Linked DNA regions of Mus musculus: region 1 is linked to region 2. The links are chromatin loops, found by intact Hi-C in ENCODE. Cell type or tissue: heart. All regions are shown on one strand. Links, peaks and the distances in the headings refer to the core of each region. The heading gives the core; the rest is flanking DNA. Region 1 overlaps Gm29536 (predicted gene 29536). Region 2 overlaps Gm38631 (a long non-coding RNA gene).

Region 1 (5,380 bases), core at 80-5,079, 170 kb before region 2:
ACACAGATGTCAGGTGCTCTGGTAGACAGTGAGAATCCTTTTGAAGCTGTGTGAGAATAGCAAGTTACTAGCTTTTTATTACTACTGTATATTGGAGTGCGGTTGACAAGAATTCTAATGGGGTTGCAGCTATAGTCCGTCTAACATGGTGTAATGCAAAATGAACAAGAGCCTGCACGGCTGATAAATCACCATGCAGCACACTCTATCTGCAGTGTGGGAGGCTCTCTTTTCCTTCCCTGTCTTTTATTTTGGCTTAAGTAAAAGGATGGAGGACTATGAATAGGAACTCTTCTATAATAAGAACACAGTAAAGAAAATCCCCAAATTCTTAAGTTGTTTAAAGTGTTGTGAAAGAGGATAGTCAAGAAATTCAATCATTTTTGAGTATTTCTCAGAACAGAGACACTTTCAGAAAATCGAAAGACCCTTATTCCCAAAACTATTGTGTACGGCTAACCAATTTTCATAAAGGAAAATTACTCCAGCCAGGAAAAGAGCATAGTTCATGCCATCTTTGACCTAAGGAAGAGTCCCTCCGCCACTTTGAGTTCCTGAGAATAGAATGAGACCCAAGTTATCAACAACACATTTTGTAATTGATGCAAGTGCCATCCTCTTGGGGAATGAATAATGGCACCTGATAAAGAGTTAACACACCCAACATTGATTCATAAGCTACCCCGAAATAGCCCTATGGGAATGCTGAGAACCTGGTGTGACTACCAACTGTGGAGAGAAGAAATCCACAGTTCATAACAGCTGGTTGTGATTGTGCATGCCTAGAATCTCAGCACTTAGACAATGGTAGCAAGAGGACTGGGAGTTCAAGGCCAGCCTTACCCACAGAAAGAGTTTGAGACCAGCTTCAGCTGTGTGAGACTCTATCAAAACAAACAAATAGGAAAACCAAAGCATGCGTCCCCTAACAAGAGTAATCTTAACTACTTGTCAGCTGGAAAGAATTATGACAAGACCATTACAAAGCTGTCTTTGTTTATTACTGTGACAAACACCGTGACCAAGGAAACTTGTGGAAGAAAGGGTTTGTTTCAACTTACAATTAATTGCCGGTCAGAAACAGAAGTCACTGCAGGAGCTAGGCAGGAACCTGGAGGCAGGAATTGAAGCAGAGGCCATAGAGGAATTCTTATTGTTTGCTCCTCAGGGCTTGTCAGCTTGCTTTCTTATATACCATATCTCCCATCCCCAACCTGTCTCTTTCTCTGCCTCCTATTGCCCCATGCCCATCTACCAGTTCAGGGGTGGCCTAGACCCTCCCACAAGAATCATTAATCAAGAAAATGTCCCCACAGTCTTGCCTAGAGGTAAACGGATGGAGGCAGTTTTGCAATAGAAGTTCTTTCCAGATGGCCCCGGCTTCTGTCAAGTTGACAAGAAGGAAGGAAGGAAGGAAGGAAGGAAGGAAGGAAGGAAGGAAGGAAGGGAGAGAGAGGGAGAAAGGGGAGGGACAACCAGCATAAGAAGATACTGAAAAATGTAATCATTACAAGAATTAACGATCATCTGGGGAAAATGCAGTGCTCGGGGAATCCAATATGTGTTGTCTGAATGAATCATGTGCAATGTCCAAAGGCTTGACCACTGCTTTTTGTCAAGGGTGGAATCAGGGCATGACAACGGTTTTGACTATTCAGTGTTGAACGTTTCAATAATACTTGTGTTGTTTTGTGGGAATCTTCATTCTAATTTTTAAAAATACTTTCTTTCTCATTTATATTTTACTTATGTGTGTGTGTGCATGTGTATCTGGGTGTCTGATGAGGTTGGACACCATGAAGTTACAGGCAGTGGTGAGCTACCTGATGTGTGTGCTGGTAAGCAAACTCTGGGCTTCTGCAAAAGCAGCAGAAACATGAAGCCCCTGACCCATCTTTCTCTCTTAAAGGATTTCATAGTAAAAATAGGAAGCTATTGATATGAAGCCATGACAAATCTGTCCTTTGGAAAAATGGCACGGTGTTCCATAAGTCCCAGTGAATGCCTCTCTCTATGTGGCATGCTCTAGACCACCCCCAAAGTCTTGTGTGTCAGGCTTCCTCATCTCACTGTGGAGGAGAATTCCCTGTTAGGATACCCATTTCTGCAATGAAGTCCACGTTCCCTAGGTCAGCAACTCTTCCCTCTCTTTCTATGAGCACAGGGCCTGGTGCGAAGCAGGTTCTCTGTGGCTGTGATCCGTCCTCAGTGAGTTAAAACCCTTGAGGATGGGAATTCCCTGGACGATTAACGGGCTATTTTAACTCCCGTTCCTATCTGAAATCAAAGGGGGGCTTTTCACAGCCATCAATTCTCCCATGAGCCATTTCTCAAACCCCAACTCTGTTTCTATGTATTTTGGGCTGTGCTAACCCCGAGTGTGTTCTGGTCTTCAGCCAGGACTCTTCTGGACGCTGTGACCCGTTCCTTCATTTCAAGTGTCTTAAGCCTTGTTTTCTTTCTCTGTCTTTTTTTTTTTTTTAAATCTCCATGGTGTTTTTCCTTCTACAAATTTTGTCTCCCTTTGGGCCTCTTTCCTCTGACACTGTGCAGACCTATAAAAGTAAGTTCACACAGGGATCCCAACTTTCACAGGAAGCTCTAGGAAGGAAGTAGAACTATCTCCATGTTTTAAATGTGACTCACCAGCCTGCTAAGCTCACCACCATTGCAGGATCTCATTAAATTTCAAAAGCAAAAGTTTTGGCAGCTCTCATTACCTTGTTAAGAAACCCAAACAGGCCTGTTCAAAAGTCAAAATGCAGAGAAGAAAGCTAAGGTGAATATTTTAGAAAATGGTTTTACTTGCAAGAGTAACCAAGGTACCAAGGGGAAGACACACAATAAACTCAATACACACTCCAAATCCAGGGTACCTTGAAGATGTAGACTCAAAAGATTCTACTTTTACAATTATTTTGATTATGCTTCTGAAAATGGCGTATATAAATATGTATTTACATCAATCCCATCCCATATTTTCCCTCTTCTACCTTCTCTTGTCTCTCTCTCTCTCCTCTCCTCTCTCTCTCCCTCTCCTCTCCTCTCCTCTCTCTCTCTCTCTTCTCTCTCTCTCCTCTCCTCTCTCTTCTCTCTCTTCTCTCTCTCTCTCTCTCTCTCTCTCTCTCTCCTCTCTCCTCTCTCTCTCTCTCTCTCTCTCTCTCTCTCTCTCTCTCTCTCTGGCCACATCACATGAACTTCTATGTTATTTTCCTGGAATTCATGTCCCTTGAGTCAGAAGTTGCATCGGTCTTAGCCACCACTCTCCCCAACATACAGTTAAACTCAATACCGGTAAGGAGCTTCTCAGCCCTTCGGGATTCCTCAGTTGAGAATTCTTTGTTTAGCTCTGTTTCCAATTTCTTAATAGGGTTATTTGGTTTTCTGGAGTCCAACTTCTTGATATATATATATATATGAAGAACAATATGAACTAACCAGTACCCCCCAGAGCTCCCTGGGACTAAACCACCAAAGAAAACACACAGAGACTCATGGCTCCAGCTGCATATGTAGCTGAGGGTGGCCTAGTCAGTCCTCAATGGGAAGAGAGGCCCTTGGTCCTATGAAGGTTCTATGCCCCAGCATGGGGGAATGCCAGGGCCAGGAAGCAGGAGTGGGTGTGTTGGTGAGCAGGGGGAGCGAGGAAGAGATAGGGGATTTTCTCAGAGGGGAAACTAGTAAAGGGGATAGCATTTGAAATGTAAATAAAGAAAGTATCTAATAAAAAATAAATGCAAATAAAAATACCTGTAAGGAAATAAGTATTTGTGACTAGCTAAATTGGAGAAGATGGTCAGGTAAAGAAGGAAGACCCAAGTGGGTGCAACATCCACCTTCCTGTACTTAAGTGTAGCACTAGAAACAGAAACATATCTTTACTCAGATTAAACTTTCCAAGACTTACCACTGATATCGTTTCAGTTTGTTTGTTTTTCTCTCTTGGTAAAAGTTGGTATTGTTTTCTCTTAGTACTTTTGTTGCTTGTTTCTTTTTGGTTGGTTGTTTGTTTGGGGAGTTGAAGGAGGGCAAATAGACAAAGAGAAGGATAAAAAGAATATTTCTCTAACCTCTGATTCTAAAATGACAGTATCTGTACCCCACTCCATAGAGATGGAAACAGCTCAGACACTAGCAATTCTAACTGAAGAGCTTAGCTATGAGAGCCAGATGAGTAATAAGGGAAGAAACTGATATCTATGGGGCTTCCTATTGAAACTTCCACTAATCTGTCCTAGCATTTCAACCATTTCTAAAATTCTCAACTGCTTATTGTTTCCTTCCAATAGCCCCCATGAAATCATGCCATTTATTGTCAGAATTTTCAAGAACCTTTTGTTGATTGAGGCTTGGGATTTTTAACTTGCTACATAGTATGTGACATGTCTTGTCAAATTTAACCTGTCAAAAATCCAGCTATACCACTCCTGAGCATATACCCAGAAGGTTTTCCAACATGTAATAAGGATGCATGTTCTACTATGTTCATAGCAGCCATATTTATAATAGCCAGAAGCTGGAAACAACACAGATGTCCCTCAACAGAGGAATGGATACAGAAAATGTAGTACATTTACACAATGGAATACTACACAGCTATTAAAAATAATGACTTCATGAAATGCACAGACAAATGGATGGAACTTGAAAATATCATCCTGAGATAACCCAGTCACAAAAGAACATGCATGATATGCATTCACTGATAAGTGGATATTAGCCCAAAAATTTGGAATACCCAAGATACAATTCACAGACCCTATGAAGCTCAAGAAGGAAGACCAAAATGTGGATGCTTCCATGCTTGTTAGAAGGGGGAACAAAATACTCACAGGAAGAAATATGGAGACAAAGTGTAGAGTAGAGACTAAAAGAAAGGCCATCCAGAGACAGCCCCACCTGGAGATCCATCCCATATACAGTCATCAAACCCAGATGCTATTGTGGATGCTGGGAAGTACTTGCTGACAGGAGCCTGATATGGCTGTCTCCTGAGAGGCTGTGCCAGAGCCTGACAAATATAGAGGCAGAAGCTCATAGCCAACCATTGCACTCAGTGCAGGGTCCTCGATGGAGGAGTTGGAGAAGGGTCTAAAGGAGCTGAGGAGGGCAGCCAGCCAGACCCCCCCCCCAGTGCTCCCAGGGACTGGACCACCAACCAAAGAGTACAAATGGAGGGAGAATGAGATAGGGGGTTTCCAAAGGGGAGACCTGAAAAGGGGATAACATGTGAAATGTAAATAAAGAAAATATCCAATAAAATTTTTTCAAAAAAACAAACAAACAAACAAACAAACAAACAAACTAGGTAACCACTATGTAGCTACGCCAGGATCTGACCACACACAGCCAGATAACAGGGCTCACCCTGTGGTCACTA
Region 2 (5,380 bases), core at 118-5,117:
CACAGCGTGAGTTTGTCCTCTGGAAATAACTGGGAAGTATCCAGGAAAAGAATTACTGCAAATAAACACTACAGTGAATGCTCCCTGAAACCTGATGCTAGGTCTGTGGAGTAGCTGTTTTTAAAAAAAAATCACAATCGTGTGTGTGTATGTGTGTCTGCGTGTGTGTGTGTGTGTGTGTGTGTGTGTGTGTGTGTGTGTGTAAGAGAAGCTGAGGTTTTTTTTTTTAATCAAATTTAACCGAGGCAATAAATTAATTTTATATTCCAGTGGTAGAAAAATAATCTGGTCTCTCATCTGGAAGCCAGGAGAAATACAAGTTTCTCATTTCTCATCTTGGGAAGATGCCAGGGGCCAGTAGGTGGGAGAGGTGAGGGGGGCAAGGGAGAAGTTTTTCTTTTCTAATCTTGTTTTCTTTTTTTTTTTTTTAAGTTGTATAACACGTATTGTCCTGCTTAAAACTCCCTAAAAAATAAAAAAAAAAAAAAATAGCTTAGTCTCCGGCTCCAACCCTCCATCTGCTGTAAGGCAAAAGTCATGGAAACTGCACCTAGGCCAAAGGAAATGATAAAAACGGTTTCCGTGATGCCAAAAAGGGACATTGGTCTCCACACAGAGGCATCTGTCAAATGCCAGCTCGTTTCCCGGCTGATTCTCCCCAACTCTCGCTATTTCCCATCAATATTGTACCAACCTTCAAAGCCCAGCTCAGCAGTGCCACTAGCACCTAGTGGATGGAAGGAGGCCAGGCAGGAAGCTGGTATGCCTTTTGTCCCCTGAACAGCAAACAATCCCAAGCATGGGCTGCAAAAAGGCTAAGAAAGCCTGACTGAGTGCTAGTCTGGCTGGGTGCTGGCCTGGCTGGGTGTTGGCCTTGGCTGGGTGCTAGTCTGAGTGTGTGCTAACCTGGATGGGTGCTGGTCTGGCTGTATGCTGGACTGGCTGGGTGCTGGTCTGGCTGGGTGCTAGTCTGGCTGTGTGCTGGCCTGGCTGGGTGCTGGCTCGTTACTGTTTTGGTAGAGTGCTAACATGGCTGAGGGCTGTTTTGGTAGGGTGCTGGCCATAACCCTCTCTCCTACAAGGTTTGATTTCATCCTTCTGCTTTAAAGTCCTGCTTCTCTCAAAAAAAAAAAAAAAAATGCATTCTTCAGTGGGGCAGACACTGTAATAAATAACTGCAAACACCTGAAATTAAGTCAATGTAAGTATGAAAGTAAAAGCAGGAAGTAATTAAGAAGATGAAAATTATTATTATCAGGAGTTGAAGGGAACTGTAAATATAGACAAAAATATTATGTATAAGTAGAGACTGGCATGGTGAAACCTGTCATAATGTACAATTAATATATACTAAGAAAAAAATCATTTTGAAAAATCCTCCTTTTCGCCCCAGCCTCTCTCTGACTCATATCCTGCTCTCTAGCCCCACTCTGCCCGGCAGCCAGCCTGGCCTCCTTGGTCCCTTCTCAGGGTTGCTACATTACTGTACCCTCACAGGAAGTCTCTCCCCTAAGGTTTTCAGGGCTTGCTCATCAAACCGTCAGGTCTTAATGAAATGTCATCTTTCCCAGGAGGTCTTCTGGGACCATGGATTGAAAGGAACATCCCTCCACTCCCACCTGATGCCCCCATGATATTTGTTGCCATCTGACACACAGGTTATTTATCTTATCTAAGCTGTGATCAGAGTCCCTGTAGGATGGATGCAAGCTCTTCAAAGACAGGGGATGATTTTATTACCGTTGTCACTACACACAGCTTAGTGCACATCATAGAAAACGTCCAGTGTGATGAACAATTAAACCACGAGTTAGACCTGAAAACTGCCTTTGTACAGGAGTTAACACGCACACCCCGTTTTCAACACCCTATCTGTCACTGATCTCTTGTACAAGCCAGAAAGAGTCCTTGGGGTTTCCTACACATTTCATTTAGTTTGTTAGGACTTCGACTTTTCATTGTATATTCATGCAGAATGCTCTAAACGCCAGCTATCTTGTGAAGACTGTAAAGGCTTCATCAAACCAATCCAGCTTCTTCCAGACCCGAGGCTGTGCTGCGCTGAGACGCCATGAGCGGGGTTCCTCCGCCATCCAGTGGACACCTATGGAATTACAACTACGAAGAAGATTTCCTGCTTTCACGCATGCGCTTGAGAAATACCTGCTTATTGAAGTCTCTTCCCCAACCCCAAAAAGCACCCCACCTCATCCTCTGGCCAGGCCTCGGTTTCCAAACGTCCCTTGGCTAGAACTGTTTTAAGTTACTGATTTTCACTCACATGGAAAATGAATTTCCTCCTGGCCCAACAAGCAGGACTCCATCCTCCCAGCTACCCCTAAATTCGGAAACCCTGCGGGGGGCGTGGGGCAAGACTCCAGGAGCAATGTGGGGGAGGCTGGCGGCCCTCCAAAATCAAGCCTGATGCGCCAGCTTGGGACGTCCTAACATATATCTTTCATTCCAAAATCAGAAGCCAGGTGCTAGGTATAAACTCTTAGGAGAGAGTTGTTTCAGTCATTCTGTATCAAGACCAGCAGCGGGTCCTTGTTTAGAGGGCAGAGGTGAAAGGCGGTTCCTTTAGAAGGCAAGATGTTGAAGCAGATTGAAGGGTCAGGTCTGTGACACAGGGCGGCAGGTGAGGCGGGAGAGGCGTCTAAATTCAACTTCACAGGCATACGAAATACCTTTGGCTCCGCCTAGCTAGCTGTATGTGACAACACAGAGTACTGAGGGGAAAGGATCCAGGACGTAGCTGAGCCACCTCAGCTTAGCCTGTCTTGACAACAGCCATCAAAAGAGGCTGGGAAAAGGCTGAAGACCAAATGATGTGGCGTGTTGTCATGAGACAAACCTCTTGAAATGACCCCCATGTCTTACTTATGGGAAGGAATCGTGTTAGTCAAGATTTTGGAAACTGCCTGCTTTTGCAGTATCTATAGAAGAAATGAAGTAGAGCATAGAGTGTTAAGATTTCGTCTTCATGGATACAGAAAATGTGGTACATTTACACAATGGAGTACTACTCAGCTATTAAAAAGAATGAATTTATGAAATTCCTAGGCAAATGGATGGACCTGGAGGGCATCATCCTGAGTGAGGTAACCCAATCACAGAAGAACTCACATGATATGTACTCACTGATAAGTGGATATTAGCCCAGAAACTTAGAATACCCAAGATACAAGATACAAAGCACAAGAAACTCAAGAAGAACGAAGACCAAAGTGTGGGCACTTTGCCCCTTCTTAGAATTGGGAACAAAACACCCATGGAAGGAGTTACAGAGACAAAGTTTGGAGCTGAGACAAAAGGATGGACCATCTAGAGACTACCATATCCGGGGATCCATCCCATAATCAGCCTCCAAACGCAGACACCATTGCATACACTAGCAAGATTTTGCTGAAAGGACCCTGATATATCTGTCTCTTGTGAGACTATGCCGGGGCCTAGCAAACACAGAAGTGGATGCTCACAGTCAGCTATTGAATGGATCACAGGGCCCCCAATGGAGGAGCTAGAGAAAGTACCCAAGGAGCTAAAGGGAACTGCAACCCTATAGGTGGAACAACATTATGAACTAACCAGTACCCCCCAGAGCTCATGTCTCTAGCTGCATATGTATCAGAAGATGGCCTAGCCAGCCATCAGTGGAAAGAGAGGCCCATTGTACTTGCAAACTTTATATGCCCCAGTACAGGGGAATGCCAGGGCCAAGAAGTGGGAGTGGGTGGGTAGGGGATGGGGGGGGGGGGGTATGGGGGACTTTTGGGATAGCATTGGAAATGTAAATGAGGAAAATACATAATAAAAAAATTTAAATAAAAAGATTTCATCTTCAAGAGGGAATATCCAAATCACCATCAGAAGGAGAAGGAGGAAAGTCCACTGTAATGGAAAACTGGGGGAAGCACAACCCAGCTCTCTTCAGCACCCAGCTATCCAACCTTGGGTTCAGCCTCCCTGGGTGCCATGTCCCGCCCTGTGAAATGATATGGTGAGCTGTGATAAGCAGTTCTGCAACTCCTCAGAAAACTCAGCACAGAATTCCCATGTGACCCCAAATCCTGCTTCTGGGTGCTTGCCTCAAAGTGAAGGCAGGAACTCAAGCAGGCATCTACACTGTCAAAGGTACAGACACTCCAACGCCTATCACCAAGGGACTGAATATACACAATGTGGTGTGTATGATGGTTATCTGGGCAGTGATTGTGTGTGGTTTTAATCCCAGCACTCAGGAGGTAGAGGCAGGAGGTGAATCTCTGTCTTTGAGATTAGCCTGGTGTACAGAGCAAGTTCCAGGACAGCCAGGGCTACACAGAGAAACCATGTCTTGGAGGGGGGGGGGGGGAGGAAGAGGAGGAGAAGGAGAAAGAGGAGGAAGAGGAGGAAGGAAAGGAGGAGGAGGAAGAGGAGGAGGAGGAAGAAGAAGAAAAAGAAGAAGAAGAAGAAGAAAAAAGAAGAAGAAGAAGAAGAAGAAGAAGAAGAAGAAGAAGAAGAAGAAGAAGAAGAAGAAGAAGAAGAAGAAGAAGAAGAAGAAGAAGAAGAAGAAGAAAGGCAGTATTACCACAATAAAAAGCAAACCCATAGATCAAATAGATAAACTGGTATGAAGATTGGTGTTAATTATCAACTTGATATTGTCTTAACTCACCTGGAAGTTGGCCTATAGGCATACCTGTGGAGGATTGTCTTATGTTCACTGATATGGGATAGGATGGCCCATCTTACCTGTGGGTGGCACCATTCTCTGGGCTGGCAATCCTGATTGTAGAAACTGGAGAGACTCCATTGAGCATGACTCCTTGTAACTCTTCATACAACCAACTGCTTCAATCTCCTGCTGCCAGGGCATCCACACCATGGTGGGCTATATGAGCCTGTGAGATGAAAGAGATTTTGTCCTTAAGTTACTTTGGTCAGAGTGCTGTATTGCTCCAACAGGGAAACTGAGAGAATAGAGAATAGCAGCAAAACAGAAGGGGGCAGACAGGTGAAAGATGGAGAGAGAATGGATAAAGAGTTTATAGACAAACACGCAGGCAGAGAGAGGGAGTAGGAAGGACAGAACAGCAGAAAGCTACACACAGTCATGCTTTGTGATGGGTAGTCTTTGCTGTCCGCTTGGCACACTTGGGAAGAGGAAACTTCAATTGTCTCCATCCGATTGGAAGACAGGCAAGTCCGTGAGGCATTTTCTTGGTTGCTAATTAGCTTAGGAGGGCACGTCCCACTGTGGATAGCAGCGCCTCTGTGCATATGGCCATACATACATGTGGAAGAAAGGCAGATGGACATGAGCCTAGGGACTCTGCTTCAAGTCCCTGCCTCAAACTCCATTCCTACCTTGGCGTCCCTCAATGATGAAATGTAACCT

What was found. Hi-C counts contacts between places; a loop is a spot of excess contacts. Peaks named below come from ENCODE experiments on the same cell type or tissue, not always from the same donor. Only the 100,000 strongest peaks of a DNase experiment are listed, where the experiment ranks them.
Region 1: it touches region 2 in a loop (2.9-fold over the local background); 2 of 42 quality-filtered maps call a loop at or near these places.

The regions. Positions count from the first base shown.
Region 1 is chr1:78,886,358-78,891,737 of GRCm38, reverse strand. The region is part of intron 3 of Gm29536 (predicted gene 29536); the gene reads left to right. Among named protein-coding and RNA genes, the nearest start is that of Kcne4, 72 kb to the right of the region's middle. In heart, for the core only: no CTCF peak of the experiment used is centred there; a DNase peak (open chromatin) is centred at 2,297.
Region 2 is chr1:78,721,363-78,726,742 of GRCm38, reverse strand. It overlaps Gm38631 (a long non-coding RNA gene), which reads right to left. Exons shown (of 4, transcript XR_865568.1): 2 at 4,735-5,254. Gm33693 (a long non-coding RNA gene) reads left to right here. Exons shown (of 5, transcript XR_865566.2): 5 at 1-84. Among named protein-coding and RNA genes, the nearest start is that of Gm38631, 4.1 kb to the right of the region's middle. In heart, for the core only: CTCF peaks have their summits at 716 and 2,095 (motif pointing left); DNase peaks (open chromatin) are centred at 712 and 2,112; H3K27ac peaks cover 324 bases.